Regions from separate parts of the Mus musculus genome. Here region 1 is linked to region 2. Evidence: chromatin loops called from intact Hi-C (ENCODE). Cell type or tissue: gastrocnemius. All regions are shown on one strand. Links, peaks and the distances in the headings refer to the core of each region. The heading gives the core; the rest is flanking DNA. Region 1 holds the start of Ifitm2 (interferon induced transmembrane protein 2). Region 2 has its middle 13 kb from the start of B4galnt4.

Region 1 (16,067 bases), core at 3,798-11,797, 92 kb after region 2:
ACTTCCCATTTGTCCTCCTGACTTTCTCTTGATCTGTTTTCCCCCCTCTGTTCACATCCTGTCAATTGTTTGGGTCAACAAATGCCTGTTGACCCATGATTGATTTTATTCAATCCTGTTTATAATATTCAAGCAGAAAGCTATTGGATTAAAGGTGTGTGTGTGAAGGCTGAGTCACACCACAAACTTGAAACAGAGTTTTCCAGGAAACAACATAATCTCCGGGTTCACAGTGGGAACAAATATTCTGCCACAGCTGGGTTCTCTGACACTCGCCTGCTATGGCTGCCACGATGACTCTACCTTTGGACACCTTCCGGCTTGTCTATGCCAACCATCCCTCCACCCGACAACTCTGCTTCCCTTCCTGAGGTGGCAATGAAGATTATTGCTACCCAGTTTGTGGCATTTTTATTTGGTTGTTTGTTTTTGTTTTTTGTTTTGTTTTTGAGACAGGGTTTCTCTGTATAACCCTGGTTGTCCTGGAACTCACTCTGTAGACCTGGCTGTCCTCAAACTCAGAAATCTGCCTGCTTCTGCCTCCGGAGTGCTGGGGTTAAAGGCGTGCGCCACCACGCCCGGCTGGTATTTTCTTTATGCCTCTCCTGTCCTAATACAGGCTCCAGCCTGCCATCACTGCTTCCAGTTGCAAGTGCTCTGTTCGTGTTGCACTACTGAACGTCTCTTTCTCTTTTCTTCCCATTTGGCCTTCTAGGCAAAAGCTGCTTGTTGTACCCCAGTTCTTCGGGTGTGGGGGGTGGGGAGAGACAGAAGACTTTTGTATTTAAGTTATAATTAACATTTAAAAAATTTTGGCACTCTGTATTTTCTGTCCCGACTTTATCACTAAGTTCTAAGTTCACCATTTGAGGTCATTGGAAACTTAACTATTTGGCCATTTCTTGCTTTAGTGTAACAGAGTCTTGGGGGGGTCAAATAGGGAAACGCATCAAAGTACCTTAGAGGGCCAGGCCTGGTGGCACATGCCCTTAATCCCAGCACTCAGGAGGCAGAGGCAGGTGGATTTCTGAGTTTGAGGCCAGCCTGGTCTACAGAGGGAGTTCCAGGACAGCCAGGGCTACACAGAGAAACCCTGTCTTGAAAAACAAAAACCAAAACAACAAAAAACAGTAAAGAAAAAAATCCAGCTGCAGCAATGCCTGCCTAGAACCTGCGACAGGAAAGACCAGTGCAGTTGAACTGGGTGGAAAGGTAATTAGGTTTTTACATTGTTATGGCAATCTAGATGGGGGAGGGGTGATGGGGCTGGGGGAGACCCTTAGACCCAATTCAGATTGTAATTAGCCAAATTCATTAAAGGGGCTGGCAGGGCCACAGTCTCCAGCCAAATCAGAGAGGTGTCGCCTGGAGGCTGGTGAGGAAAGGGCTTTTAAAGGCAAAAACCACAAGAAGTCCTTGGGCATCTACACAAACAAGTTACAGAAAACAAAGAACTGTTCACCTCTGACAAGATTAGGCCCTCAAAGTGACCTTAAAGTAGTCTTTGAACATCTGCCTTAGTGGGTTACAAAAGCCCAAATCAATAGTTAGGCGTAGTTTATGACAAAGCGGATGGTCGTGGTGACACATTTCTGGGTGGGGACCCAGGAGTTAGGGTTGCTGGGGACTTGTGTTCCAGAAACTGAGTCAGAGACAAGTGGTTATTAGGTATGAACCTGGGCACCTAGCACAAAACGACTCCCTCCAACATCACACCATATCGTGAGTGCAAATTAGATTCCACTCTTTCAGTCAATTGTAAATTTGCTTATGTTGCTCTGTCTCATGATAAGATGGATTTCTGCATGGTAAAATAAGAGTGTCCTAAGGCAAAATAACCAGATTTTGTTTTTCTTTCCAAAAAGAGAAAAGTAAAGGCGTGGACAAAACTTGAAATCTGAAGCTTTCTATAGATGATGAAACTTTTAAAAATATATATGATCTTCACAATTCCGGAGACTAAAACTCAGTGCACTGGTCTAAAACAAAAAAGTCTTGTTCTCCACTTAAAACAATTGGGGTTCTTGAAAATATCGATTTGCTCTTGCTGACATAATAATTGTGTTTTCTGCTAAGCCTGTCAGAAGTTGAAGTACTTGTAAAATTGAATAGTATCAAAACCAGAACTTACTTTAAAAATTGCGTTATTATCTAAGCTTTGTCTGTTACATGAAAATTAAAATTTATTACTTTCTCCTTATGACCGCTAAAACCATCCTTCTGGGTGTTCAACCAAGAAAACATATAGGCCAAAGCAAATTAGGATATGGGGACAAAAATGGACCACTAAAGGTCAACCAGGGGGCTGGTGAGATGGCTCAGTGGGTAAGAGCACCCGACTGCTCTTCCGAAGGTACGGAGTTCAAATCCCAGCAACCACATGGTGGCTCACAACCATCTGTAACAAGATCTGATGCCCTCTTCTGGAGTGTCTGAAGACAGCTACAGTGTACTTACATATAATAAATAAATCTTTTTAAAAAAAAATGTTTTTTAAAAAAAAAAAAAGGTCAACCAGGGCCAAGGGGACAATGGGACCCCTGTGAAGGGGCCCTGCAACTCTGGTAAGCCACTTATGGTCTCATTCAGGAAGGCCATAGGAGCCCCAGGGGTCGCACTGTAGCTCATATACCTGCTGTGAAGTCATTGGAGGGGGAAAGGTCTTCTTTGTATTGGAGGAAACTCACACAGTCAGCAAGCCCCTGACCCATGACCACAGATGGCACACGGGCAAATGAAGGCTGAGAGGGCATCCTCTTAGGTCCCTAGTATAACTCCACAGTCTTAACTGACTACAGTACAAGGTTCATTTTTACCCCCCCCCCCATTTTGACTTTATTTATTTATTTATTTAGATTTTTTTTTTGAGACAGGGTCTCTTTATGTCAGTGGTTCTCAACCTGTGGGTTGTGACCCCTTGGGGAGACAAATGAACCTTTCACAAAGGGTCTCCTAAGGCCATCTGCACATCAGATATTTACATTACAATTCATAAGTAGGAAAATTATTGTTATGAAATAGCAATAAAAATAATTTTATGGTTGGGTATTACCACAACATGAGAAACTGTATAAAGAGTTGTAGCATTTGAGAACCCCTGTTTTATGTAGACCTGGCTGTCCTGGAATTCAATATGTAGAGCAGGCTAGCCTTGAACTCATAGACATCTGTCTCCTTCTGCCTCCCCAGGGCTGAGATTAAAAGTGTGTGCCACCACACCTAGCCCTTGCTTGGCTTTTAAAGCCCTAGATGGGGAGTATAAGAAATCAAGATCATCCATAATATTGTATAAAAATGTATCAGCTATTGCCCAGATGTCTCATCATGAAGTGGTTTAGACAGGGAACCTTATTCAGATGAACATTTTAGCCAATCTGAAAGGCTTCCAGGTGTTCTTAATTGTTAAACTGTAGGGAATTACTAAATGCATTCACCTATTGTGATAAGATCCAACTTTCCAACAAGCAATCAAAGTAAAAGACAAGCGGGGCATGGTGGCGCACACCTTTGATCCCAGCACTTGGGAGGCAGAGGCAGGTGGATTTCTGAGTTCGAGGCCAGCCTGGTCTACAGAGTGAGTTCCAGGACAGCCAGGGCTATACAGAGAAACCCTGTCTCAAAAAAACAAAACAAAACAAAACAAAACAAAAAGAACATTGGGGCTGGAGAGATGACTCAGTGGTTAAGAGCAATGACTGCTCTTCCAGAGGTCTTGAGTTCAATTCCCAGCAATCACCCATCTGCTTTGTGTTTGTTTTGTTTTGTTTTGTTTCAAGACGGGGTTTCTCTGTGTAGCCCTGGCTGTCCTGGAACTCACTCTGTAGACCAGGCTGGCCTCAAACTCAGAAATCCACCTGCCTCTGCCTCCTGAGTGCTGGAATTAAAGGCGTGTGCCACCATGCCTGGCAAGATTGTCTTAGTTAGAGTTTCTATTGTTGCAGTCAAACACCCATGCCCCAAAGCAATTGGGTGAGGGAAGGATTTATTTCACTTGCAGGAGTCAGGACAGGAACTTAAGGCAGGAAGCTGAAGGCAAGAGCTGATGCGGAGGCCATGGAGGAGGGCTGCTTGCTGGCTAGTTCCCCAAGGCTTGCTCAGCCTGCTATCTTATACCCTCTAGGCCCATCTTCTCAGGGGTGACAGTGACCACAATGAACTGGGTCTTTCCGTATCAATGATCAACCAAGAAAACGCCTCTCAGGCTCATCCATCCGCCAATCTTATGCAAGCATTTAAAAAAATTTTTTTTTTCCTTCTTTGCAGATAACCCTAGCTTATTTCAAATTGATCTTAAAGACTAGTCAGCACAGAGGCATAGAGAAAAGTCTCTCTTAAACCAGAGTAAACATCAAAACCCTGTACCAAAATATAGTACAGACCTGGTTAGGACAATCCCTGGGTAGCTTTTCTAAGAAGGTTTAAACTTTCTTACCTCCTATAAATTCTTTCTTGTTACTTTAATTAGGCTCTGCCTTTTGTCCCCTGCTTAATTAGCATCCGGTAATTGGTTTCTTTCATAAGCAGAGCCTCTCCAGCTATTGGGAGGAGTCAGGGAACAATAGCTTTTTTTGAGATGCTTGCGGCTGACTATAAATCCTAATCTAAGGACATTGGGTTTCCTGAGGAGTGTATTGTGGCTGTGGGTGTGTGGAGTTGGAAGGTAAACTGTTTTGATTGTTCCTACCAAAACTGACAGAATATTCCTGGTTTTGTTTTAAAATGGGTCTTGCTTCTGGTAATAGTCAAGCTGGAGTATAAACTAGGTTGGAGTCAAGATGTTGACTATTAAGGTAGCACCCCGGGGGCATCTTTCCTCAATTCTTTTCTCTTTAGATTGCTGCAAGGTCATAGATCACACGGAAGCCCGTGTAAATTTTAAGTCACTCCTGCCCCCAGCTGGAGAACTCTCGTCAGAACAATGAATTCCGCTTTTAGAGGCTAACTTGGAATTAATTTTCAGCCTCTGTGACCTCAGTGAGTCTCCCTTCAGCATACCCTGAAAGCCTGTGTCCTGTCCTGTCCCGATCAAACTGCTACATCTGGGAGCCCTGCAGCCTCGGGCTGGGAAAGTGTGGAATCTTATAGGTGTGACCCAGCAGGCAAAGCTTAGTGCTTTATACACAGGAGTGTCGTAGAGAAGCCTCAGGGTTGGGATCTGGCAGAGGGAGCAGAATGAAAAGTTCGATAAATCTTATAGCTAGTGCTGAAGTTTGTTGGGAGTCTGGCATGCAGCAGAATTTTAGCAGAGCTCTCCTATCTAGGCTCTGAGGTAGCCTTTTGTCAGTGATGGTTATCTGAGAGTTTATGGGGTGGTTCCTTTGAAAGATTCTCAGAACCTTTGCAATAACTTGGTATCCAGACACTCCAGGCAAACCAGTAATTCTCACAAGGGTGAGAATTGTTTAAGGTGAAGGTTCTCTCAAAACAACTCCTAGATCAGATAAGAAGTTTTGGTGTGCAGAAATCGACTTGCTAAAGGTGTCTTTTTGTGTAACAATAAAGAGGCTCTGCAAAAAGGGTCTGAATTTCCCCAGCTGGCTCCCGAGAAGCCTAAATTCATCCTGTAGTTCTTTCTTTGATCAATCTCCTCGTGTGATCCAGAACACTAACACTGGTACTTGTTGATTCTGTCTTCTGAGACTTAGCCGCGGAAGACCTTCAAGTTGAGACCTTAAAGTGCAGAATGTCATTGGAGGCACTTGATCTAGTTTTTGTCCAATAGCTGGAGAAGCTTGTCTTATAAAATGTACAATGGCTTGGCCTTTCTGACTCTCAATGTCCAGATTAATATACGTGTCCATGGTTTCAGCTCTAAAGAGATCAGGGTTCTCAGAAGCCATCAGTGTTATTCTCCATAGCCTTTTACACTTAGGGGTGTTTTATCCCTCCTATAGGATTACTTCACTGTTAGAGGTACTATCTCTATAGTACACCAAACCATAGAGTCACCAGTAGGTCGTTCCCCTACTCTTTCCTGTAAGCGTCTTGACACAATCTGCAAAGCTCCCCATCCAGTCCTGCCATGGAAGTTAGCCTGGCTATAACAGCATTCTGAGGGTGAGACTCGTTAGTTCATGAATGGTGCTAAAGCTCAGATATGAGACTTTTCTAGGTTAGGTCAATGCCACAGTGAGACTTTTGAGTTCTTTAATGAAGGTGGAAGAGATCCTAGCTAAATTAGCCTATTTGGATTGGATTTGGGAAAGATCAGTGTCTTAGTTACTGTTCTATTGCTGTGAAGACACCATGACCAAGGCAACTCTCATAAAAGAAAACATTTAATTAGAAGTTTGCTTACAGTCGTAGAGAGTTAGCCCATGATCATCATGGCAGAAAGAAGGCAGACATGGTATTGAAGCTATAGCTGGAAAGCAGGGGGAGAGAGAGAGAGACACAGACAGAGAGTGACAGAGAGAGAGAGAGAGAGAGAGAGAGAGAGAGAGAGAGAGAGAGAGAGAGAGAGAGAGAGAGGAGATTGGGCCTGACATAAGCTTTTGAAACCTCAAAGCCCATCCCCAGGGACACACCTTCTCCAACAAGGCTACACCTCCCGATCCTTCCCAAACAGTTCTCCTAACTGGAGACCAAGCATCCAAACATGTGAGCCTATGGGGCACTTTCATTCAAAAGTGAGATTCACTCAGAGATGAGACAGAGAGGACATGCACAGGGCTCACTAGGAAAAAGAGCCACACCTTACCACCTCTGACTTTTCCCCTAAAATGATTTTCATCTCTCTCACACACACACACACACACACACACACACACACACACACACACACACACACACACACACACACAAAACCAAGAACAACCCCCACACCACCACCAAACCAAACAATAACAAAGACACCTTACCCCACCCTCTTTCCCTTTAGCCCCTGGAGGCTGCTCACCTACTTCTGACCTGAGAGCTGTTCATAAGGCTTATTCAGGTTTAGCATATATCAGAGCTTTCCTTTTTCATTTGCCAGTTGATAGACATCTAACCTCTGTCTGTTGCCTGTCGTTACGAATGCTGCTGTAGACATGAGATACAGGCATACAGGATACGTATAGACATGTGTTCATTCTCTTACACACGAGAAGTGGGATTCTGGGTTGTAGCTTCGATCTGCCCACTGCCTGCAAAGCCTGCAGCATCAGTGGTGTGGTTTCTTTGCTTCTAAACTACAGTGCTTCCTAATGGGTATGAGCAGTGTGCTGCTGGGGCTTTGATCTGCATTTTGCTAATGAGCAAGAATGTGGAGCCTGTTACCCATTGTGCCTCTTCTAGAAGAAATGTTGAGTTCCCCTTTCGTTCATTTTTTTAAAATTTTTACTTACTACTTTTTATTCATTTATTTAAGACAAGCTGTCATGTAGCCCAGGCTGGACCTTGAACTGATTCTCCTGCTGACCTTTCCCAAGTGCTGGGATTACAGACATGTGACCTGCTCCAGCTTTTGAGGCTCTGATCGATGGTGATGGTTGTACAAGTAGAGGCGAACAAGGGCTCTGTAGTTAGACTCACTGATCTCCTCCTTGCTCCATTCTGCCCTGTGGGATGAAATTTGGGTGCTGGGGGTGGGGGTGTGAGGTTACTGAATGGGTTCAAGTGTCAAACGATTTGTGTCCTTCACCACCAGGGAACTTCCCTTGTTTCTAGGACGCTCAGTTCCCTCACTGCTTCTGCCGGGAAAGACTCGGAGTTCCCTGTGTAGCCGTACTCCTACAGGCTTCATTTTAGCAATGGCTGTTTCGCAACTGGTAGGAAAACATCTGCCTTCCATAAGCTCCCCGGCTGCAGCCAAGTGACTGGAATTTTCCTTCCCTAGCTAGCCAGGAGCATCCAGGCCCTGTGCTGGAAGGCTCCTCCTTCCCCAACTGACAGCCAAAGAAACATTGAGTTGCAGATCTCCCCAGCCCCCACCTGCAACAGATTAGTTTAGGGGTGTGTGTGCTTGGGGTTTTTTAGAGGAGGCCCTCACTGTGAGGCCAGGTTTAGGGATGTACCAGGGGTGTGAGAGCAGGGGGCTGGGGAGACTAGATCTGGGGAGAAGTTCTAGTATGCCTACTGTAAGCAGGAGGTGGAGACCTTCAGACAAGTTTTAGCCCTGGGACAAGTCTAGATCCCTGGAAGTTTATACAGAGGTACCTCAACAGTCAACTAGTCCTGAAGTAATTTGATACTCAAGGCCTAAGTACCGCCCACTTCAGTATCCAGCCAATTCCCCACAGTAAGGCCCTCTGGAGACTAACCCACCAACAGGAAAAGGAAATTGCTAGAGAAAGGGCGGGTCTACAGAACCAGGATAGCAGCAGCCATCCTCCAGACGGGGCGATTGTTCCAGAGTCAGTACCATGAGCCACAATTCTCAAGCCTTCTTGTCCACCAATGCCGGGCTTCCTCCAAGCTATGAGACAATCAAAGAGGAGTACGGGGTGACTGAGCTGGGGGAACCCAGCAACTCAGCTGTTGTGAGGACCACCGTGATCAACATGCCCAGAGAGGTGTCGGTGCCTGACCATGTGGTCTGGTCCCTGTTCAATACACTCTTCTTCAACGCCTGCTGCCTGGGCTTCGTTGCCTATGCCTACTCTGTGAAGGTGAGTGTGCTAGAGGGGGTGGGAGGGAATGGTGTAAGAAGGTGTGTGTGAGCCTGAAGCGCCATCTACTCAGATAGCACCGAGGTGTGAGTGTGGGGTCCTTTCTGTAAGAAAGTGTGTGTGCACCCTTCCTATTTGTGTGTGTGTGTGTGTGTGTGCGTGCGTGCGTGCGCGCGCGCGCGCGCGCGCACTGTCTGTCTCTGGTGTTGGAGACTTTCTGATAGTCACAGGATGAAACTGCCTGGGGATTCTGGGGCCAGACTTTCCCCACCCCTTCACCCTTTAGACTGGGGCCCTAATCTGTGTGGAAAGTGAGGTATGCAGCGAATGCTGGAGCTTACTGTATAGTTTGTGTTTGTGTGTGTGTGAAAAGAGGGGAGGGTTTCCCGGCTGGAGGGAGTGAGACAGTGGGCAGGGAGCAGTTGGGGAAATGGAGCCAGAGCACCTGGCTCTCAGCTGGCCAGCTCCAGGGCTCCTTACATCTAATTTCCTTCAGTCTAGGGACAGGAAGATGGTGGGCGATGTGGTTGGAGCCCAGGCCTACGCCTCCACTGCCAAGTGCCTGAATATCAGCTCCCTGATCTTCAGCATCCTTATGGTCATTATCTGCATCATTATTTTCTCTACCACCTCTGTGGTAGTCTTTCAGTCTTTTGCACAAAGAACACCCCATTCTGGATTCTAGCTGCCCTGTGCTCCACGGTCCACATCTGCCCCGCCCCTGCCCCGCCCCCAGGCTCAAGCCTCGACCCTTTACCCTACGCGTATGCAAATGTTACCTTCACCTATCTGTCCACAGTGGATTCAATAAAGTGCACGGGGTGGCAACTCTGGCTGTGACTCACTGTTCTCTGGTTCTGTACCGAGCTCACCTTGCATCCTTTTTGTCTGAGGAGAGCAAGTGTCGTTAACTTGTCAGGCTTCTGGTCTCCAGATATGGGCAGCAGCCGACCTGTGGGTTTTTGCCTGATCCAGGCAGAGGGGATCCGAGGATCATCTAACGCTGAGGCCGTGCTCCCGGGGGTCCCAGGAAGGGTGCAGAACTTTGGGCAAAGGAGGCTCCGGCCTAGGAGTGAAAGACACCCGGAGTCCTTTACTTTAGGGGAAAAGAAATCCCTAGCCAAGATGTGTCCTCTTTTTGTGGTGGCCTCTTGGATATGACTTCAAGCTCCTGAGCTGGCCCGCACACAAAAGTTGGGTGCTGTGAAGTTTGCTGCCCTCACTGTTTCCTTCCCCACACTCAGGCTTATGTAGGGACCTGGAGTGGGTGGGGACTCTAGAAGGTTTCTTGTAGGAGGACCACATGACAGTTCTGCTGGCCTCACAGCTCCTAGGTTCCACCTCTCCTAGGGGGGAGGCTGTGTGTGCCTTGGCACCCCGCTAACATGCCTTGCATCCCTGGAGTTCCTTCTAAAGGATACTTCTGCTTACCCAAGGCTGGCACCAAAAAGTCAGATTGGGCTTCCAGTGTCTGCAGGATTTGGGTCCTTGCTTCCCTAACCACCATGATGATTTGAATTTATCTAAAATCCTGGGCGTGGCACAGTGATCCCTACCATAGAGGTGCAGGTGAAGGCCCTGTGCGACTTCAGCAAGGGGAAGGCCTGTGGTGTTTGTTTGTTTTTTTATTAGAAGTATGGTTTTTAAGAGGAAGTAAGAGCAGCTGCCGGGAAGGGGGTCAGCTTATTTCTACGTCATGCCAGTTTGGGGAGTTCCTTTAATCTTTTAGAAATCTCAACGTGCTTTTGACATAAAGAGAATTTCCCAAAATAGCAGGCAGAAGTTGGAGCTTATTCGAAACAGTGCCCATGGTAAAATATAAAGCACACCCAGGAGTAGGAGTGTGGGCTTGTGAGGGGTCACTGCTAAGTGTTTTAGGGGTGACTCTATGTAGGATTTGGGGAAGCTTTTTAGAATGTCATTGCTTAACAGGGTGCTAAGAAACTCTTCTCTCTCCTCGTTCCATAGCCGAGGCTATAGAGCGACTGCAGGGCTTTGGATGGAGACCACACTGATGAGGGAAAACCAGGAACTGCTTGGGCTTTGCAGAGAGTCTCTGGTGAGATCTCTCGAAAATGGCAGGTTTCAGAAAATGTTAATTATGTTGGGATTCTTGACTCCCTCCGAGTTGGTGAGAGTTTCCAGGAGGAGGGATGCTTTTCATTCTCGTGGATGCACGCATGGCAGGAAGGGACCAGGGGAACTGGGTGGTGGATCAGCAGGGAGACTTAGGACAGGCTGTGCATTTCGACGGAGGGTTACAGTCCACAGGAAGGAATTAAACAGAACTTGACCTCAAGACCTTCCTGAAGCCGCGGGAACCTCTTGGGAAGAGAACTCGCCTGCTGATACCCTGGGTGCCCAGAGGCCTAGGAACTTTCTTGGGCCCAGGGCAGTTCCTCCACCACGAGGGAGCAGATACTCAAGTTCAGGGATTCAGCCCTGAGACTTCGGGGTCTGTCCTATCTGTCACCACGTCACGGGTCTTGATATTTGGCTTCTGCAGTGGACCTAGAGCTGAGGATGCTGCCCTGCCAACCTGCTACTGGACGTCTATACAACCAGCCCCATAGAAGAGTGGAATGCTCAGGGGACAGGAAGTGGTGGGCCATAGGATAGACAAGGACCAGGGTGTCATCAACTGCTTCTGAAGGTGCCAAGGCCCATCCATCTCTCAGGGCCAGCCCTGTTCTCATTCCCCAAAAGTCAGACAGACGGGGTGCTCTAGAGCCTAGAAAATTTAGACACAGTGTATTCTTAAAGTAGACCTCAGTGCTCCCGGACTCTCACTGTGGTTCCATCTGCCCTAAGCAGGAGGCCAGAAAATGGGTCCTTCTCCCCTCAGTCAGATAGCAACAGGACGGTGGTGGAGGTAACAGTAGAGGTTGATACGCCACACTTAGAACCAGATGTGTTTTACAAAGTCTCACTGGACAGGCGTGTAAGTGTAATATCTGTGATGCAGTAAGGGTCTAGGTGTCAGGGGGTGTTGCGTCTGTGGAGCATCTGCTGCTGGTGAGTGAAGACTGGGAGCTCTCAGACACATGGCCGAGACCTCAGTGTTCTAGGTTCTTGGCACCGTCAGGAACCAGAGGAGCACTGGGAAGAAGTTACACTTTGGATAGAGGGATGTAATCAAAGGCTGGGAGGAGGCTTCTGGATAGTTTCAACTGCTGGGTTTTTGAAAATTCATACTCTCTCTCCTCCTCGTTCCCTCCCTCCCCCTCCCCCCTCATTTCCTCTCTCCCTCTCCCTCTCTTTTAAGGCAGGGGTCTGGTCTAGAACTATGTGGACCACACTGGCTACGAACCCACAGAGATCCACATGCTCTGCCTCTGGGTACTGGGATTAAAGGTGTGCGCCACCGTTCTTGGCCTATGGCTAAGCTTTTATTGGGGGGGGGGAATGAATTGATTAGTCATGAGTTAAGGTGGGGTAATAGGAGGGAAATCCCTGAGATGTCAGGGTTTTTTTTTTTTTTTTTCTCCAGTACAGTCCCATCCCTCCTTTGTCCTCAGGCATAATGGGAGCGAGAGATTTTATAATTCTGAGGCTATGAAGATATGATTATAATGAAGCAAAGGCTAGGCGGAGCTCATCTGCTTAGTCTGGGATGGTCATGTTTTCGTCTGAGTAGTCACATGTCCTGGGAGAAGCCAGGTCTGAGTTTGTGTCAGCCCCACCATGGCAGATTGCTCTTGTTCTTGTGCCTTCTCTAGCTCACCTCACGAGGAAGCCAGGGCAGGACAGAGGGCAGACCTGTCCTCTGTAAGGAGGGCTGAGCAGATGGCTCAGCAGTTATGAGCATATGCTACTCTGTAAGAGGACCCGGGCTGATTTCTAGTATCCACTTCCGGTGGCTCCCCTGTAACTGCTGCTCTAGAAATTCAACACTACCTCTGTGGGCATCTGCACTCATAGGTACATACACGCCCCTCCCTACATATATATAAAAATATTTTTAAAAAGAGGTCTCTGAGATTAACAGAAGGGGCAGAAACAGCACCTACACAGATGATGAAGACCAAGGCACTGATGTATGGGCACTTAGCGTGGCAGGTATAGGCCTAGGCTCCAAATATTACCCATATGTCCCCAGACTGGAGGAGATCAAATGACAAGGGACCTTGGAGAAAGTCATCTGGGAGTCAGATGCTCTGACTAGGTCCCTTTCATCCTCCCTGCCCACTGCAGCCTCCTTACATCAGGTCAGGGGTCTTCCCTCCATGTTCACGTACCATCCCGAGGGCCCTGCACTGCTCGCTTGTTTATTGATCCGAGTGGGCGTGAGCAGGAGCAGCTGAGGGAGGCTGGGCAGTGGTGGTGTGAAGGATTTAGCTCTTGCTCAGGATTTGAGCTGGGAAGACACTGAGGTCCCCTTTACGGAGGAGGCTCTTGGCATGCGAGCCTGGAGTTAGACTTCCTGCCGGACATGCATTGAGTTCTTGGCACATGCAAGTATCTGAGCCCTCAAGGAAATGATTCCACTCACATTTTTAGGACTGGGAAGGGCAGGCCTAACAGCTAAGGAGACTGAAGAGGATCTACCTGCCCAGGAGCAGGAGAGTGCTGGTTACAGGGAGTGGGGAGGAGCCTCCTACAGTGTGCAGTGGGAAGGAGGCAGTCTCCTTCATTATTCCTCTTTGCCTGCTGTCTTCTTCTTAGCCTTTATCTCTAGCAGGTACGAATCTGAGGTCCCATTTATGCATGTCTGCAGGGGTCATGGTCAAAGCCTGGAGTCTGAGTTCTGGCAGGGATATGCAGCTCTGATCCTGAGTGTGCCCTTCCCCCAGCCTTGAGTAGGCTAAACCGACCCACAATGGTTTTACAGCCTAGCCGTGGCCTCGCTCCATTTGCAATTTCCTACAGGAGTGGACTGCCCACTGAGCTAGCTCTGCAACATAATCCAGCTGAAACAAAGCATGGGGTCTGTGGGCTTTCCCTCTGTAAACACAGTGATGAAAATTAAACTTGGAGCCTTGATCAGAAACTTTGTCTTGGCTTCATCCTTCTCTCTCACCCCATTCCTTTTCATCTCCAGCCCCCCTCTCAGGTCACCCAGTTCACCCATGGCTGCTGGACAGCCACACCTGAGAGCTCTGGTTGTTGCCTGAAACTGATGCAGCCCCATGTTTTCTCAGCCCTAGTGTCTGCCATGGAACTGTTTGCAGCCAGTGTTCTTGGGACAGCCTTTTGTGAAGTAGAGAGAGCAGCGGGACTCTGGTGGGTGGTCTACAGCCACTGCCCATGTGGCGCAGGGGCCTTTGATGGGGTCTTTTGAGAGGGGCGGGGGACGCTGGGGTGCAAGGGCGGGCCACTCTATTTGGCAGGCTGAGGCTGTAATTTGTGATATATATAGCGGGTGGAGCTGGTCAGCCAGGGAGGGTAGCAAGGGGCTATAAGCAGGCTTGGTGCTCAGAGAGGACAAGTCTCAGCTAGGAAGACACGGCGCTGGAACCCATGGACACTTCATATCCCCGTGAGGACCCCCGGGCTCCATCATCCCGCAAGGCTGATGCTGCAGCCCACACAGCCCTCTCCATGGGAACACCTGGCCCTACACCACGAGATCACATGCTCTGGTCTGTCTTCAGCACGATGTACCTGAATCTGTGCTGCCTTGGATTCCTGGCGCTGGTCCACTCTGTCAAGGTTGGCTTCAAGGCTTCTGGGATGGGAGAATGAGTGTGGTGTGGGGGGAGGTGATGTGGAGTCCGGGAAGGAGGGGGCAGTGTTCAAAAGTATATGAGGGTGTCTGTTGGCATAGCCACAGTACCTCACCAAGTTTGGGGACCGTTAAGGGGTGTATGCACTGTTCACAGGAAAGGAAGGTCTGGCTATATAGTCTCCCTCAAAGGGCAAAGTCCTTAAAGGTTGCCCATAGAGGAATTCCCACTGTAGTTCCCGAATAGCACTGAGTTCTTGGTTTCTCATAGGACTCCTCTCCCCTAGGAGGCTCTCAGAGGGTGCTGCTGACCCAGAATGGCCACTGAATCTCTACCTGCAGCCTTTATTTATGCTGAGACTATGGTTAGGACCCTGCCAGAGGCCAAACTGTGCCTGTGAAGGAACTAGGTCCAGCCGAGGGATATGTCTCCTTGAGCCAGAGTCCTCCGTCAAGATTTAGAGTTTAGCCTGTGCTCTACAGTTGCTCCGGGGGAGGGGGGGTCCCCTAGACACCATGAACATGTTAACATCTTGTTTCTGGTGCTGCCCTGCAGGCCCGAGACCAGAAGATGGCTGGGAACTTGGAGGCTGCAAGGCAGTATGGCTCCAAAGCCAAGTGCTACAACATCCTGGCTGCAATGTGGACATTGGTGCCCCCATTGCTGCTCCTGGGACTGGTGGTGACTGGCGCCTTGCACCTGTCCAAGTTAGCCAAAGACTCTGCGGCTTTCTTCAGCACCAAGTTTGATGAGGAGGACTATAACTAAGAGTTCCGAGCCTGTCCCTGAACCGAGGACAACCATGTCAGGTCAGCTGTGCCCAACACCAGCTCCTGGGAGTTACAGCCTACTATAGCACCTCGATCCCTGCCCAGCCGTGACCTCAGAGGCGGCCCTCTTGTCCACGATGTGTATTTGATGCTGCCCCACTCAGATCCCTCAGACTTAACTTATAACCTAGAGGGTCCTCAGTGCTTGGCTTTGTCCCTTTCCCCACTTACCAGGCCGAGCCTCTGTTCACGATTAAAAGTGGCAGATTCCAGAAATGTGTGGGCTCTTCCTTTCCTGGTGGTAGTTGTGTAGGGAGCCCCAGCACCAACTCATCTGGCCAACCCCAGTTATCTTATTCTGTTAGCTTGGCTGTCCGACTACTGCTTTTGCTTAGCGGCCTGTGGCTTCTGGGGTGGAGGAGCCTGAGTATTTTAGGATGAAGTTCGGGAACGCAGGCCTTTGATTCCCACTGCCCTGTGGTTTGATGGGCTGTGTCCGAGAACATGTGAGGGTGTGCCCTGACTCCTCATCCGCCACAGTGGTCTTCTTGGACTGTGCGGAAGGCAGACAGGGGCCATTTCCTATGCGGGACTGGATACTGGACTCACAGCGGACAGCAACATGATCCACAGAGACACACAGACATTTACAGCCTGCTCCCCTCATTTTCTTCCACTCACACATGGTCAGAGGCAGACAGGCAGTGGCACTAAGTGAATGTTCTCAAGTCACTTCTCCTCTCTGTGTGTCACATGCCCCTGGCTTCCACGAAGGTCTCTGCTTAGCTACCCGACTTAGAGACTCTAGGCAGTTCTGCATCCTGTTCCATGCCTGTAGCCAACAGCCGACCTTGAGGAGCTCCGAGCTACTGACAGTGTTCCGAGCCAAGCCTAAGAGATAAGACCTTTTGCTGACCTGCGTGTGTTTGGGGCTGGGGAGGAAGCTAGTGCGGGTTACTAGTCCTGTTATGGAGCAGAGACAAGGACAGTGTGCTTAGATAAAGATGGAGACAGTGTGCTGACCATGAGCCCCTGGTCTA
Region 2 (16,067 bases), core at 3,209-11,208:
GTATATAGGCTGGAGACAACTAGGTGGGGAGGGGGATCCATCTGCTGCTACAGGAAGCTCTTATCGCTGCAAGGTAAGGCTTTTCAGGTGTGGTCTGTTGGGTGAGGAACATCTCTATTCCTGTAAGTAACCTCTCATCTATGCTCTGTAAGGAGGCCCAGTAACGCTCATTGGTTCTCCAGAGTGAGCTTTGGAGGAATCATGCCTTGGTTTGCCACTGGGACCTTAAGAGAAAGGACAGATACTTATTATATAGCTCTCCCTGGGAAGGAATTTTAGCTGGTAGGTAAAAACTCTCTCTTAAATAACAGGGATGTACTAGTCATGCTATCTGTCTTATGCTTGAAGAGACTGTATACACTGGACCCGAGTGTCTTGGTTACTTTTCTGTTGCCATGAAGACACACCATGACCAAAGTAACTTACAAAAGAAAGCATTATTGGGACTCATGGTCCCAGAGGGTTAGAGTCCGTGATCATCACACCGAGGAGCACGGCAGCAGTCAGGAAGACATGGCACTAGAACAGTAGCTAAGAGCTTAGCTACTGAATCTGAAAGTTGGACACACAGAGAGAACTAGGACCGACACAGGCTTTTGAAACCTCAAAGACCACCCACAGTGATACACCTCTTTCAGCAAAGCCAAAACTTCTAATCCTTCCCAGTCAATTTCACCAACTAGGGATCAAACGTTCAAATATTTGAATGGATAGGAACCATTCTCATTCAACCCTCCACACCTGGGATTCCAGAGAGAGAGAGAGAGAGAGAGAGAGAGTCCCAGGCTCTGTGTGGTCCACTCCTCAGCTCATGGATTCTATTACGATGGTAACATCTACTTTCTGTCCAAGTGTGGTCACCACTGTGTCACCAAGAGTGATGGGAAGGAAAGACAGTGACGGTAGCTGTGGATGAGGAGACAATTCTGGGCAGCATTGGTCTTGGGAGATAGGACCATGAAGGTGTAGCTAGCTGTTGAAAATAATGTGTTCATTCTCGTCCTTCTACAACAGGTGTTAGGAAGAGCTGTGGGCAGGGTGAGGGTACAGAAGTGTTCTAAGTGTGCTGTACCAGTGGAGCCAATCAGGAAAGGCAGTTGCAGGAGCTGTGGTCTGATCCCATTTACGATAACAGTCTTCCATTCTCCAAGAGCTACTGGAGCTGGAGAGATGGCTCAGGGGTTAAGAGCACTGACTGCTCTTCTAAAGGTTCTGAGTTCAAATCCCAGCAACCACATGGTGGCTCACAACCATCCATAATGAGATCTCACAGCCTCTTCTAGTGCATCTGAAGACAGCTACATTGTACTTACATGTAATAAATAAATACATCTTTAAAAAAAAAAAGGAACTACTATCTTCTACATAGGCCAAACAGGTGGAATGTAGGGTGATGTGGAGATACAGCAAGTCTTTGATGGGAACACATGCCCCAGGGTACATGTGTACACTTTTACTTTCCCAGTTTCTAGGTATAGGTATTTTAACAGCTTCTTTCTGGGCTGGGGAGCCCACACAAGGTTCTTCCTTTATGCCTGGGCCATGGGCCGTAAACACATCATGGGTCCAGGAATGTCCAGCCCTACTGGGAGTGAGTGCTCATGAATATGCCATCCTCCATGAGCCCCTTGATGGGTGGATTTCAGGTTCCTAGGAATCCACCAATTTGGAGCCAAAGTCCCTGGAAGTTCTTCCTACTTCCTCTTCCCAGGCTCAGATTAACACAGGTAGAGTGGCCATTCCTTCTTGTTATGGTCTGACTTGGCTCTTACTATAAACAGAGTCCTCACTTCATATGCTGGGATCATAACCTCCAGTAAGATGGTATGAAGTGGTATCTGGTGGAGGCAACAAGAGTCAGGTGTAGTCATGAAGGGGTCCTGGTCTTTTATAAGTGAGCTCAACTTCCCACCCTCTGAAGAACAGAGCAATATGGACTCTCTGAGCAGCCATGACAGAAGTGTGATCCTGAACCTGGCCATATCTGCACTCTAATCTCAGACTTCTGGCCCCCAGAGCCATGAGAAGTACACTCGTTTCTCTCTCTATGGATCCAGCTTGCCCAGAGATCCATAGAGAGAAATGCTCGCCCTGGCTGCAGACATTGTGGGTTATAATTGTCATGGTGCCCTGAGTAACTCTGGTTTTTTTTTCCCCTACAAAGTTTTCTGGCAAACTATAAACAGGCAAAAACCCCTGGGGTAATGCTGCTTTACAACTGGCTCCTCGTGTCATCTGTGCCAGAACGTGCTCAATGCCCAATGCCATCCAGGATAGCTTGAGATAAACCAGGTACCGTCAGGTTGAGATGAGGCCACTTTTGTCGGTGCTCTTCTGATGTAAGCTGTGAAGATCCCCTGAACTTGTTATTGCCCGTGGCCACACTTTGGTCAGTGAGTCTCCAGAACCTTGACAGCAGTTCTGGGGGTGTCTACCCGCTTTTCTGATCTTGAACTTCTTGGGGCCTGTTCCTACTCCCTAAGGTCAGAACACTATGGTGCTTTATTAATGTCCAAGGTGACCAGCCAGTTTCTACTTACTGAATGTCTATAAAAGAATGCTTTTCCAAGAAACTAGGTTAGCACAGGGGGTGGCGGCACACGCCTTTAATCTCAGCACTTGAGAGGCAGAGGCTGATGGATCTGAGAAAAGCCAGCCTGATCTACAGAGCAAGTTCCAGGACAGCCAGGGCTGCAAAAGAAAGAAACTAGATTAAATTTTGGGGTAGGTTTCTTTCTCCAAACTGGCCCTGAACTCACAGCCTGCCTGCCTCCCTCTCCCCTCCCTCCCTCTCTCTCTCCCTCCCTCCCCCCTCCCTCCCTCCCTCCCTTCCCTCCCTCCCTGTCTCCCTCCCTCTCTCCCTTCCTCCCTCTCTCCCTCCCTCCCTCTTTCTCTCCCTTCCTCCCTCTCTCCCTCCCTCCCTCTCTCTCTCCCTCCCTTCCTGAGGTTACAATTGTGCAGTACACTTTGTCCCAGTTCCTTTTATTTACTTATTTATTTTGAGACAGTGTCTCTTACCATGTAACTCTAGTTGGCCTGGGTAAAGTGCAACTTTAGCAGGCCGCTTTTTTATCTTGTTATAAAATAGCTAGCAAAGATGTCTGTGACAGTCATTTTGAGTTTGTGTGTGTGTGTGGTAAATGTGTGTGCTCATGCACGTATGGGTTCCTATGTGAAGACTTGAGGACAGTTTCAGCTGTCACTCCTCAGGTGCCATCCACCTTGTTTTTTGAGATAGGGTCTCTCACTGGCCTGGAATTCACCTGGAAGGCTAGAGTGGCTGACCATTGATCCCCAGGATCTGCCTGCTACGATTGTAAGCGTGGCACGCCCAGCTTATTTATTTATTTACTTACTTACTTATTTATAACCAGATTGTCTTTCGTTGAAATATTTTCTCTAGTTGCTTGTTAGCTAGCTGGGCATCCATCCCAGAAGGCTACTATTGATGTCACAGGGTGCCCATCCACATGGTAGCCTACAGACTGCAGTACTCAGGATCTCCTTAATACTTTCAGAAAGTTCTCTAAGACCAGTGTTGCATGTGCTGGACAATCAAAAGTGACACTTCCACTGTGTGTAATGTTCTTCTGCTTCTTTCTGTCTCTTGGTGGCTCCTTGAAGACTCTGATGCTCAGGCCAAGACAGAGGCAGAGGGCATCACCTCCATGCTGGCCTGTCCGTCTGGATGGTCAGTTTCACTGTCATTTTCAGACTGTTCCAGTCACTGGTTACCTTGGCAGCGTCATTACCAACTGTTTTTGGAGACAGACCCAAGGGACTGATCTTCGGGACCAGGCATATGTGTCGCCAACCTCACCTCAAGTACACAACTTTGATCCCATTGTGGTTGATGGAGGCGGCTGGTGTTGGATGAACCGGGATTCAGAAAGTTGCACTGCAGCCTCCTCTGAGCTGGAGACAGAAAGGGGCCATGACCAGCTTTCGCTATGTTTAAGGGATGACACGCGGGTCCCCATGCATAACTTCACCTCCTGAACTTTCACCCCGACCCTCTTAGCTGTGAATGGTTCTCCCTCCCTAGCTCCCCGCCCCCTGATAGCCTGGTTGGCCGAGCTCTATGGCCTCCCCCCTAGCTCCCCGCCCCCTGATGCCCTGGTTGGCCGAGCTCTATGACCTCCTCTAGCTCCCCGCCCCCTGATACCGTGGTTGGCCAAGCTCTATGGCCTCTGGTTCGGAAGGATCTGCTCGCTTCAGCCTCCTGAGCGTGAGGATTATAGGTGTGTGTCATTAGGCCTGGTCCTTTTTGTCTTTAACCACTGCCCAGTGTGATCATCATCCTCACTTATCTTTAGCGGTGAAGGCCCTTTGGCCCTGCCTTGCTGGAGTTCCACTTCATTGGCAGCATTACCAGCGCTCCAAGGACTTTCCAAAACCCCTTGTCAATCAGTCTCGGAGCCCTGTGAATTGGGAGGGGCTTCCATGTTTCCCGGAGCCCAGTCAGGGGAGGGTTGGGTAAACAAACACAAAATTTATTTGTATAGCAGTTTACAAACTAGAACTGAGAACTGAGTGTGGTGGTGCATGCCTTTGATTTCAGACCCTGGGAGGCGGAGGCAGATGGATGTCTGTGCGTTCAAGGCCAGTGTCTTAGGGTTTCTGTTACCGTGATGAAGTGATGAAAGCACCGTTACCAAAAATCTAGTTGGGAGGAAAAGGGTTGATTTGGCTTACACTTCCAGATCATAGTCCATTACTGGAGAAAATCAGGACAGGGACTCAAACAAGACTGGAACCTGGAGGCAGGAGCTGATGCAGAGGCCATGGAAGGATGCTGGTTAACTGCTTGTTTCCCGTGGCTTACTTTCCATGGTTTACTCAGCTGACTTCTTGTAGAGCCCTGGACCATCAGCAAAGGGGTGACACCGCCCACAATGGGCTGGACCCTTCCCCATCAATCACTAATTGAGAAAATGCCTTACAACTGGATCTTACAGAGGGATTTTTCTCAACTGAGCCTCCTTTTTCTCTGATAGACTTGTGTCAAGTCGACACTGATAACCAGCCAGTACAGCCAGCCTAGTCTACATGGTAAGAACTTGTCTCAAAAAAAAAAAAAAGGATGGTTGTGGTGTCTCACACCTTTAATCCCAGCCTTTAGGAGGCAGAGGCAGGCAGATCTCTTGAATTTCAGGCCAGACTGGTCTACAGAGTGAGTCCAGGACAGCCAATGGTTCTGTTACATACAGAAATCCTGTCTTGAAAAATAAAACAAAACAAGACAATAATTAAAAAAAAAAATGGAATCAAGGGCTGGAGAGATGGCTCAGCGGTTAAGAGCACTGACTGCACTTCCAAAGGACCTGGGTTCAATTCCCAGCAACCACATGGTGGCTCACAACCATCTGTAATGGGATCTGACGCCCTCTTCTGGTGTCTGAAGAGAGTGTACTCATATAGATTAAATAAATAAATCTGTTTTCAAGAACAATGGAATCAAGGCAAAGGGTAGTCCACACTTGTAACCCCAGCATAGCCAGCCCCCCAACCACATAGACCACCCCCCAACAGTAACGATTTTACGAACAGTATTATATGTATAGAAATCCCAAACACATAATACGCAGTATGAAGCCAGTTTTGCTTTCCTGTGATGTATTTGTTGCTGTAATATTCATGCATTACTCTGTGTGTGGTGTATGCATATGGTACATGTATGTGCATGTGATGTGTATGTGTGTGCATGTGGTATGTATGAGTGCATGCATTCTCAGACATAGAGCCAAGGGAAGACATCAAGTGTCTTTCTCTGTCATTTTTGTCTTTTTCTCCTGATCTCTTTGTGAACCTGGAGGCTGCTGGGGTTTGTTTGGTTTTGTTTGTTTGTTTGTTTGTTAGTCTGACTAGCCATGGAGCCCCAGCCATCCTTCAGTTTTTGCCTCCCACCCCCTCAGAGCTCAGGTTACAGGCCTGGCTTTTAGGGCTTCATGCTTGTGCAGCCAATGCCCTGACTGACACCCGTGCTGACTCCCAAGCTGATGCACTATTTTTAACCGAAGTCCATGGGTCTATTCATATTCCCCAGTTTCTTCATATTTCCCCATGTTCTCCTCTGCCCCAGATATCTGTCTAGGCTCTTCCATAACTCTGAGTCACCACAACTCCTCAGGCAATGACAACCTGTCTCTGATGACTCAGGTGGTTAAAAGCATGGCAGGTCAGTCTGTACTAGGGCTTTCCTCCACCCAGGGCTGCCCATAATTTTCCTCAGGGTGGGACTGAGACAGGGGGCTTGGGCAATGTCCCCAGGTCACCTTTGGAGTCCTCACTGTCAATCTGTTCTGCTCCGTGGCTCAGGACTGCTGATGTTGATACTGCACTGTGTTTGTTGTGCCTCTTCAGGATGGTCACCTCTGCTTAGCTCTGGGAAAGGAACAGGAAGAGTGGAGGTTTAAAGCCTCAGCTGGAACCTGCGCTGCTTCGGTGTAGGATTCTTTGTGAGAGCCTCATTGCCATCCATTGATTTAGTCACACGGGCTGGACTCTGGGATACTAATTTCATACTTTTGGCTATTCCAACACACACCCTTTGCTTATCTTTGTTGTTGCAATTGTTCAGCTTTGACCACAAGAGGGCTCTTTTGTCTGGGTTCTGTATTGCTTTGACATAATGTGTATGAGCGTTGTTTTTCTGAGTTCTTGATTTAGGCATTTTGGCTCATCTTTGGGCCTTTTCTGGCCTAGAACCTGCCACTGGCCCCATTTCTCTGTTTTGTACCTAACTAGTGGGTCTCTTTTTCTGGAGATGAGTAGGTTTGCGGGGGTGGGGTGGGGATGGGGTGCCCAAACTGCCTGTGGCTACATCCTCTCCATCCCTAAGCTCCTTACACTCTGCTCCGGACCCTAGGGCCAGCAGGACCCTGACTTCTCTTCCTCCATGTTGCATTTCTACCTATCTTTCAATTACTGTTCCTGGCTTTTGGCTTCAGTATAACCAGGAATGCCTGACATTTGGAAGAGAAGTAAAATGGACATTTGGATGAAACTCGGGGGCCTGGAGTCCTGTGGAACTGAAAGGGACAGCTACTGGGGCAGCCCCTCCTTGAAATTGAGTAATTTCACCTGCCCCTCCCCTCCACCCCCGCCGACTGTTCCCGCCGCTGGGCTACGCCCCTCTGCCCATGAATTCCGTGTTGTTAGAATGGCCACCAGGTGGCGCCGTAGACTGCTATTTGGACCCTGAAGTGCTCAGGTCCTCGCCCCGGGACAGGATCTACGCTTAGGAAGCCAGAATGCTCTGAAGAGGTGTTGGGAATGGGTGGCACATTTTCTGATGTGCTTGGCGCCTGGTGAACAATATCGGGAGGCTATGTCTATAGTATCCTCGAGTGCAGAAGTTCCTAGTCTCCAGGCAGCAGGAAGGGACAGGGTCCGTGGGGCGGGAGGGCAGGGGGATGGGAGAACGTGGCATTCTGAAAATTGCGCTGTAGGTCAAAGAAGGGGTGCGTGGGAATGTGTGGGGAACACACGGAGGCAAGGAAGGGGCACACAGGGAGCAAACCCGTTTGGATAAGGGCGGGGTGGGTGAAAGCTGGAGTTGGAGAGCTGTAGTGCACCCGGGTATGCAGGGACGTGGGAGGACAGAAGACTGGCTGCTTCCCAGCTTCCTGCCTCCTCTCTTCCGAGAAGTGACAGTGCCTACAGGGTGGAGCTAGTTGGGAAGGGGACCAAGCCAATGGGGGTTGAGGGAAGGAGATCTTAGAGAATGGGGGTAGGTAACCAAGCGATGACGGCGGGGGGGGGGGGGGGGGGGGGCAGGGGCGGGGAAATCCCTGAAGATGGGGAGGAGCAGAAAGAGGCCTGGGACTGTGGGGAGTACAGCATAGAAGCTGGGAAGAGGTCGAGAGAGATCCAGGGCTAGGTCTAGGGGTGAAGGCTTCTGGAGCGCTAACTCTACAGAGAAAGAAAGAAGGGCCCAGAGTACAGGAGGCAGCGCCACCCTTTTTCTCCCAGGAAGAATGTCCACTCTGTTTGTCCGGACCCAACTTCTGCCCTTGGCCTAAGAGACTCTGCCTGCCCTTTGAAGGACTGTGACATGTAGTTAGGTGCTCACTCCTCTTGGGGTTGGGGGGAGCCACATCTTTTGGCTCTCACTCAAAGATTCTTGTCTTCTGACACCTTCCAAGGACCTGGCAAACTCCCTGTTAACTTGGAGTCGGGTGGGGTCCATATATCAGACCGGAAGCCCTTGCAGTTGGAGATGTGGTGGCTCCCACAGGGGGGCTGGGATGGGAGTTGTTTCAGACTTAGGCCTCTCCAGGGCTGTAACTTCAGAAAGGACTCTCTGGCCTCTTTCCTTGCAGGCAGGAAACCACAGTGTCTCTTGGGAACCATATCCTTCGCACACTGAAGCAGAAAACTGTTGTGGCCACAAAACTAACTAAAGCTAGTTAGCGTTAGCACACTCTTTGCAGCAGCCTTTATCTTCCACTAACAAGTCACCCCCTATCTCTTGGTGCCAGCCTTAGAGCTTACCACCACTATTCACAATCGAGAGTCTATGTCTTTTGCTTTCACAGACTTGTGGTTCTTTGTCTCAATGGCTTGCCTACCATGCACCAGGCCCTTGGTATGATCGTCATGACAGCACAAAGAGGGTGTGGCAATAGACACATTGAATTCCAGCATTTGGGGATTTCTGCCCCACTCCCTCCCATTTAGCTCCGGAGTAAACAGCTCAGAGGTATCAGAATTTATTGACAAGCTGCAAGCCTAAGCTACGCAGGTTCTGGAATTATTATAACCCTGCTAGGCTATTAACAACCAGATAAGTGACCCATTATTTGCCAACTGAATCTTGCTCTGTTCTTCGTGTGTCCTCAGTGGGAGCTTCTCTTGGCCACAGGCTCATGGTCCATCCTCCCTCGAGGTGTCGTAGTGACATTCTTCTTCCACATCCTCTGTCCTTCCTCTCGTGGTCCCTACCCTGAGACCCTCCTTACTCGATCTCCAGTCCGACCTTCCTCTCTCTCCTGCCCAGTCACAGGCTCTAGCCTTTTATTACCCAATCAGAGATTGTTGGGGACATTCTTTACAGCACATTGGTTAATACAGTGCCCATGTACAGACTGTGACCTGATCATAGATAGAACTGAGCATCTAAACCTGCACACTACGCAGCGCACAAGACCAACCCCAAGGTCTTCGGGTCACCATCCTACGGCCTCCACTTTTATTTTATTTATTTATTCTTGGATTTCTTTTTAAAAAGAAATTTCTTAAGCCAGGCATGGTGGCACACGCCTTTAATCCCAGCACTTGGGAGGCAGAGGCAGGTGGATTTCTGAGTTCGAGACCAGCCTGGTCTACAAAGTGAGTTCCAGGACAGCCAGAGCTACACAAAGAAACCCTGTCTCGAAAAACAAACAAACAAACAAACAAACAAACAAAATTTTCTTACAATATATTCTAATCATGGTTTCCCCTTCCTAAATTCCTCCCAGATCTTCCCCAACCATCCAATTCCACATTCTTTCTCTCTCTCTTTAGAAAACAAACAGGTTAAAAAAAATTAAAACAACGCCCCCCAAATCTTCAAAGACGACAATTAAAAAATGTACACACGTGGTGAGATGGCTCAGCAGGTAAGAGTAGTGACTGCTCTTCCGAAGGTCCTGAGTTTAAATCCCAGCAACCACATGGTGGCTCACAACCACCTGTAATGAGATCTGATGCCCTCTTCTGGTGTGTCAGAAGACAGGTACAGTGTACTTATGCATAGTAATAAATAAATCTTTTTTTACAAAATGTACACACAAATAAAACCCATAAAACCACAAATTCAGAAATCATATTATACAAGCAAAAAGCCAGTAGGGTAAAAATGCCCAAACAAAGCAATATGAGACAAAGTCTACTACCATTGAGTTCCTTTGTGTTGGCCATTTACTGCTAAGCATGGGTCCTATGGTTATATGTGCTATCTCTATCTTTATCTATCTATCTATCTATCTATCTATCTATCTATCTATCTATCTATCTATCTATCTATCTATCCATCCAGTGAGACTCCATGGGAGGAAATTGACTTTTCATTTGGAAGCAGACGTCAAGTGGAGAGAGCTTTTGGTTAAGGTGGGAGTTTGTGTCCACTTTGCCTTCTCAGTGCTGGGACCCCATGTGGCTTGAAGCTGTGCAGGCCCTGAGCATGCTACCACGGTCTCCATGAGCTCATACGTGAGTCAGACCTCCTGGGTCTTGCCTGTTTCCTTGGTGTCATCCATCCCCTCTGGCTCTAAATCTTTCTGTCTTCTCTTCCACATACATCCCTGAGCCCTGAGGGGAGGGGTTTGAGGAAGATGTCCAGGTTAGGACGGAGTGCTCCAAAGTCTCTCACTCTGCACACTGTCCAGTGTGGATCTCTGTGCGAGTTCCCATTTACTGCAAGGGGAGGCTTCCTTGATGATCGCTGAGCAAGGTACTGAGCTGAGTCCCAGCCCACTTCTACTTACAAAACAAAACAAACAAACAAAAAACCCACCAACCCCAAACACCTCAGAACAAAACAGTTCCATAATGTGAAAATCCTGATGAGGTTTAAATTTGATAACATTATTATGATTTTTCTCTAGTTAAGAAAACAATTAGCAGTCGGGCAGTGGTGGCACTTGGGAGGTAGAGGCAGGCAGATTTCTGAGTTCAAGGCCAGCCTGGGCTATAGAATGAGTTCCAGGACAGCCAGGGCTACGCCAAAAAAAAACCAAAAAACCAAAAAAACAAAAAAACAAAAAAACAAAAAACAAAAAAACAAAAAGAAAAAAAGAAAAAAGAAAACAATTAGCAGTGTTCTTATATCCAGCAAGGAACCAGCCTAGGGATTAAGGAAGCCACAGGGTGTGCCCAGCTATCCTTGCACTGTTCCAGATAGGTAGAACCCTCCCAGCTTCCCCAAAAGTTGCCGAAGGCCTCCCAACAGCCATGTGTCCTTGTCTGCCACTCAAGCCTCCATCTCTCGTTCTTGTAACTAGTCTGACCTTGTGCTGAGTCGCCTGTCCTGTGCAGGTCTACCCACCAGGTCGCATGCTCTCCTCTAGCTCCTCAACTGTAGCCCCAGAGGCTGCCCAGGTCAGGTGCAGAGTAGAATCCCAGCATGAAACCTTAATGATTAGATTAACTCTTGTGTGATGTGCAATTGATATGTCCAGGCTTGAATAGAAATAGACTAAGATCCAAAGTAAGCACATTATATAAGAAATATGGTTATATTGTGTTTTTCTATGTCAGAGTTTATTGAATAAAAATAAGTTCATAAACTATGTTAATTGGTTTTATTGGCTACAATTTATAGAAGTTCAGATTTCTCTTGACAGTATGGCCATGATGGTCACAAGTTCCTCTATTCCAGTTCACTTGTTTGCCTTTGTATTGGTTTATTTGCATCTTATTTATTTATTTATTTATTTATAGACAGGGTCTCACCCTGTAGCCATGGCTTGCATGGAACTCAGTAGTACAGTAGGCTGGCCTCTAACTCAGAGATACCCCCTGCCTCTGCTGCCCAAGTGCTGAAATTAAAGGCGTGTATCATCATACCCAGCTTTTATTATAGTCTTAATTCCTAATATTAACTTAGCTCATGTGTTGTACTTTATGAAACTAACTATAGATCACAGTTTAAAGACGCCCTGCTGAAGGCAGAGGCAGAGAGGGGACGCAGACGCCATGGTGGTTAGCTAAGGGATTTCTTCCTTTATTTTTATTTTTTAAGGATTTTTGAGATAGAGTCTCATGAAGTAGCTCTGGCTGTCATGGAACTTACTATATAGACTAGGATGGCCTTGAACTCGCACAGTTGCCTCTACCTCCAGCACGTTGGGGTAAAACAATGGCTGGTTAGATCATTTTTAAAAAAGATTTATGATTTTAAAGTGTGTGTGTGTGTGTGTGTGTGTATGCGTGCGCGTGTGCACACACGTGTGTGAGTACAGGTGCCTACAGAGGCCAGAGGAGTCAAATGTTTCCAAAGCTGAAGTTATAGGTGGCTGTGGCTGGCTGAAATAGTCGCTGGGAATCAAACTTGGGTCCTTTGATAAAGCAATCCATACTCTTAACTGACGAGATATCTCTCCAGACCTTTGATAAGGTTTTCAGGAACGCAGAGAGCTGCTGTAGGCAGCCAGATGCAGAGCTGAGGTAAACTGACAGGAAATTCAAGACCAGTCCAGACCATCATGGCAGTTCAAAAGAACACACGGAGCAAGAAGGACTATACTGAGCTGAAGTCTCAGGGGCAGATGTTTTCAGTCTATCTGCTCCTTCATACAGCCAGTGGGTGGCTGAGCGACTGGTTAGTGGCGCTTCTGCTACCATAGTGTTACATGTCCCTTATTTTACATGAACTGGGTGAAGAGAGTTACGTCCTCGGCTGGGCTGCTGTGTTTAGTGACCCAACAAGTCTGGCTTTCCTGGGATGGTTTTAATGTGCCCATGTAATCCTGATCTGCTTTGATAAGGTCATGGGTGGTCATACAAAACCAATAGGTTTTCTCTTCTGATGAGATAAATCAATTCAAGTGGAACAGGGTAGCCCCCACCTCCACCCCGCTGCCATGGGTGGAGCAGGCTAGCCCACAGCTACCTCCTGAACTAAAACAAGGAGACCCAAGCAGAGAGCAGAAGCAGGTTTATTTGCAGCAGCTCTCAGGTAGCTTCTCTGGTTTCAGAGAACGGGGTGAGGGAAATCACCCTGCAGGAGGGGTGGGGGTGGGGTGGGAGCAGAAAGAGAAAGAGCACAGGTGCTGGCGGCCCTTTTATCTGCAGCATGCAGCTGGCACACCTGGTGACAGCAGGTGATAACATAAGCCATGGCTAGGTCCCCTGAGAGCAGGCCAGTGGAATGGCCTATATATGAACAGGGCTAGGGTTAGCAGTTCCGGGTTTAAAGCCCAACAAAGGTCTTTAACTTGTATGAACAAGTTTTAATCTGTCTGTGCCTGACGCTGGACAGGTTTGGGAGTGTGTGAATGTGCACAGATGAGATATAGTTAGTTGCCCTGTGTCTGCACTCACCATGAAGCCTAATGATGCCTTGTAAAATGCAGTCTCCCGGGGCACAGCACAGTGTAAAATTCACTCTTCCACTAAGTAGGAGTGCCTTACATCAGGGCACAGCCTGATATCCATAAATGTCCCAGGGAGAAGTTTTGTGCAAGAAAATCTAAAGTAAGCCAAACCCCAAGGAAACCCTCTCTCTCTCTCTCTCTCTCTCTATATATATATATATATATATATATATATATATATTTTTTTTTTTTTTTTGAGATAGAGTCTTGCTATGTATTTCATGATGGCCTTCAGCTCATGATCATCCTGCTAGGATTACAAGCCTGAGCCACTACACCATACCTGTGTGAGTACACTGCAGCTGTCTTCAGACACAGCAGAAGACGGCATCAGATCCATTAGAAATGGTTGTGAGCCACCATGTGGTTGTTAGGAATTGAACTTAGGACCTCTGGAAGAGCAGCCAGTGCTCTTAACCACCGAGCCATCAGCTCCTGGACTCCACTTCTTAAGTTCAAATCCAAAATACGTTGTAATGGAGAAATATTCCAGACATGTGACAATACAGAGCTTGGTCAGGAAAGACAAACTGCTGCTTCTGATTAGCACTTGTAGTTGCCATGGCTCACGATTTTCAGGCCTGGCACCGGGTCCTGGAAGGATGGACTCACTGGTATGTGTACAGAGGAGATGGTTTCCTGCCCTGTAGAGCTGGGACAAGCAGGGCCTGGCCTGGAGCTGGTTTCTTGGCAGCAAGCCTGAACTGCAGCCTGGAAGCCTGCGTTACTGGGAGACTCTTTGTTTAGCATTCAGGAAAACCGAGTTTCTGTTTGTTTTATTTAAAAGTCTTTCTCAGTGTTTTATGTATCCTGCCACAGTCAAGCTTGCCCTGACCACAGACTTTTAGTTCTTGTCTATGAGGGATGGGGCTTGCAACCCTCTGGCTAGATCAATAGTTACAAACTTTCTTTTGAAAAGGTTAAAAAGTTACTTGGATAAAGATAAGTTTCATGTCACTAAACTTATAAACACAATTTGTAGGAGATCTCTCAGGAGAGAAGCCAAAGTTCCTCAGGTCCTGGGGTCTATGAAGGAAAAGAGGGCCCAGGAAGGGAAAGGCTCTTGTCAGTCCAGAGTGAGAGAAGAACAGATCATTCCTCCCTCAATTCCACTCTGAAGATCTGGCTGCCAGGAACCATTCCTCACGGGGGACGGGGGGGGGGGGGGGGGGGGGGGGGGGGGCGCTGTCTGACTTTGAATGAGAGGCTTAGAGGAAAGTGCCCTGAGTCCCAGCCCTTCTTCCACAGGGCCGGTGGAAGAGTCAGAGTGGAGCAGCATTGCCTCCCACAGTCTAGCCAGCCCTGGACACTGGGCCTCTGGGCAGATAGATGATCAGTGATTCCTCTCTGGAATCTTCACAATCTGCTCGTGGATCTAAGAAGTGGAACAAGGCCATGGAAAGACAGGCAGCTCAGGCAGGCAACTCAGGCTGCCCCACAGATTGGCCCCGTATGGAAAAATCTCGGGAACACAGCTAAAGACACAAGGGCTAAGCAAGAGGAGGCCATCAAAGAAGTTCAGCTAAAGCTGGGGGTGCCCTCTACACCAACATACACTCGTGGGACAGAGAGAACATAGGAAGTCCAGACTTGACCCAGACACAGGAGGCAAGTGTGTGCAGCTAATGTAGATTCTTCAGTGAATGGCGCTGGAGCAGCCATAGGGCTCTGGGGAAAGACAGCCTGAGATCTGTATTTCACACCATATGCAAGAGATCAGGGATCTGAACGTGAGCGCTGAGACTACACAGGCACCACAGCACAGGGACCATCGCTAGCCTCAATATGAGGACATACCTTTCCTAAGGAACATTTAAAGGCCAGATGCAGCCAGAAAGACCGCAGGAGTGCATGTGGTTATATAAATAAATGCTAGAAATTTATACGACAAAATACCATGAACAGGATACAAAGAAAACTGACACACTAGGACAAAATATTTAAAACTTTTGTGGCTCAGCTGTTAAAGTGCTTGCTTAAGAGGCACAAAACCCTGGGTTCTATCTTCAGTCCTGCATAAATCAGGAGTGAGAGCAAATACCTGTAATACCAGCAATACAGAGGTAGATGGGCAGGAATATCAGAGCATAAATGCCAATCTCAGCTACCTTGCTATTCAGGGATGCATGAGACCCTGACTCAAGAGGGAAAGAAAGAGAGGAAGGAAGAAAGAAAGAAAGAAAGAAAGAAAGAAAGAAAGAAAGAAAGAAAGAGAGAGAGAGAGAGAGAAAGAGAGAAAGAGAGAAAGAGAGAAAGAGAGAGAGACAGAGAGAGAGAGAGAGAAAGGAAGGAAGGAAGGAAGGAAGGAAGGAAGGAAGGAAGGAAGGAAGGAAGGAAGGAAGAAAGAGCCAGGTGTGGTGGTGCACGCCTTTAATCCCAGCACTCAGGAGGCAGAGGCAGGCAGATTTCTGAGTTCGAGGCCAGCCTGGTCTACAGAGTGAGTTGCAGGACAGCCGGGGCTATAGTTCAGTCTGATCATCTTAGCAGTTGGGAGGTTGAGCAAGGATAATAGCGAGTCAGAGGCTAGCTTGGGCTGCAAAATGAGACCCTGTTTAAAGTAAAGAGAAGAAAGACCCCAAATCAAGGGCCAAAGAGATGGCTCAGTGGTTAAGAGCACTTGCTGCTCTTGCAGAGGACCCAGAATCCATATGAAGGCTCACAACTGTCTGTAACTCTAGTTTCAGGGGATCTGATGTCCACTTCTGGGCAGCAGGCACACTCAAGGTACACAGACATATAGACAATCAATATAGTCCTACACATAAAAATAATCTTTAAAAAATCCCAAATTCTACCTTGTGGTGGTTTCAAAGAAAATGGCTTCCATAGGCTCATAGGCAGTGGCTCTATACAAAGGTGTGGCCTTGTTGGAGGAAGTTGTGTCACTAGAGGGTGGGCTTTGAGGGCTCAGAAGCTCAAGCCAGACCTAGTGACACAGTCTTTTCCTGCTGGCCAAAGATCAAGATTTAGCACTCTCAGCTACCT

The links. A loop is a pair of places that touch in the nucleus more often than their neighbours do. Peaks named below come from ENCODE experiments on the same cell type or tissue, not always from the same donor. Only the 100,000 strongest peaks of a DNase experiment are listed, where the experiment ranks them.
Region 1: it touches region 2 in a loop (6-fold over the local background); 38 of 42 quality-filtered maps call a loop at or near these places.

Annotation. Positions count from the first base shown.
Region 1 is chr7:140,948,194-140,964,260 of GRCm38, reverse strand. It overlaps Ifitm2 (interferon induced transmembrane protein 2), which reads left to right and starts at 8,300. Exons shown (of 2, transcript NM_030694.1): 1 at 8,300-8,591; 2 at 9,088-9,422. The coding sequence starts at 8,346. The coding sequence ends at 9,276. It overlaps Ifitm5 (interferon induced transmembrane protein 5), which reads left to right and starts at 14,018. Exons shown (of 2, transcript NM_053088.3): 1 at 14,018-14,243; 2 at 14,813-15,303. The coding sequence starts at 14,052. The coding sequence ends at 15,025. In gastrocnemius, for the core only: a CTCF peak has its summit at 4,906 (motif pointing left); DNase peaks (open chromatin) are centred at 4,912 and 8,262; H3K4me3 peaks cover 4,505 bases; H3K27ac peaks cover 7,791 bases.
Region 2 is chr7:141,039,538-141,055,604 of GRCm38, reverse strand. No RefSeq gene overlaps it. Among named protein-coding and RNA genes, the nearest start is that of B4galnt4, 13 kb to the left of the region's middle. In gastrocnemius, for the core only: CTCF peaks have their summits at 6,582 (motif pointing right) and 7,164 (motif pointing right); DNase peaks (open chromatin) are centred at 7,181 and 7,623; H3K4me3 peaks cover 1,892 bases; H3K27ac peaks cover 3,498 bases.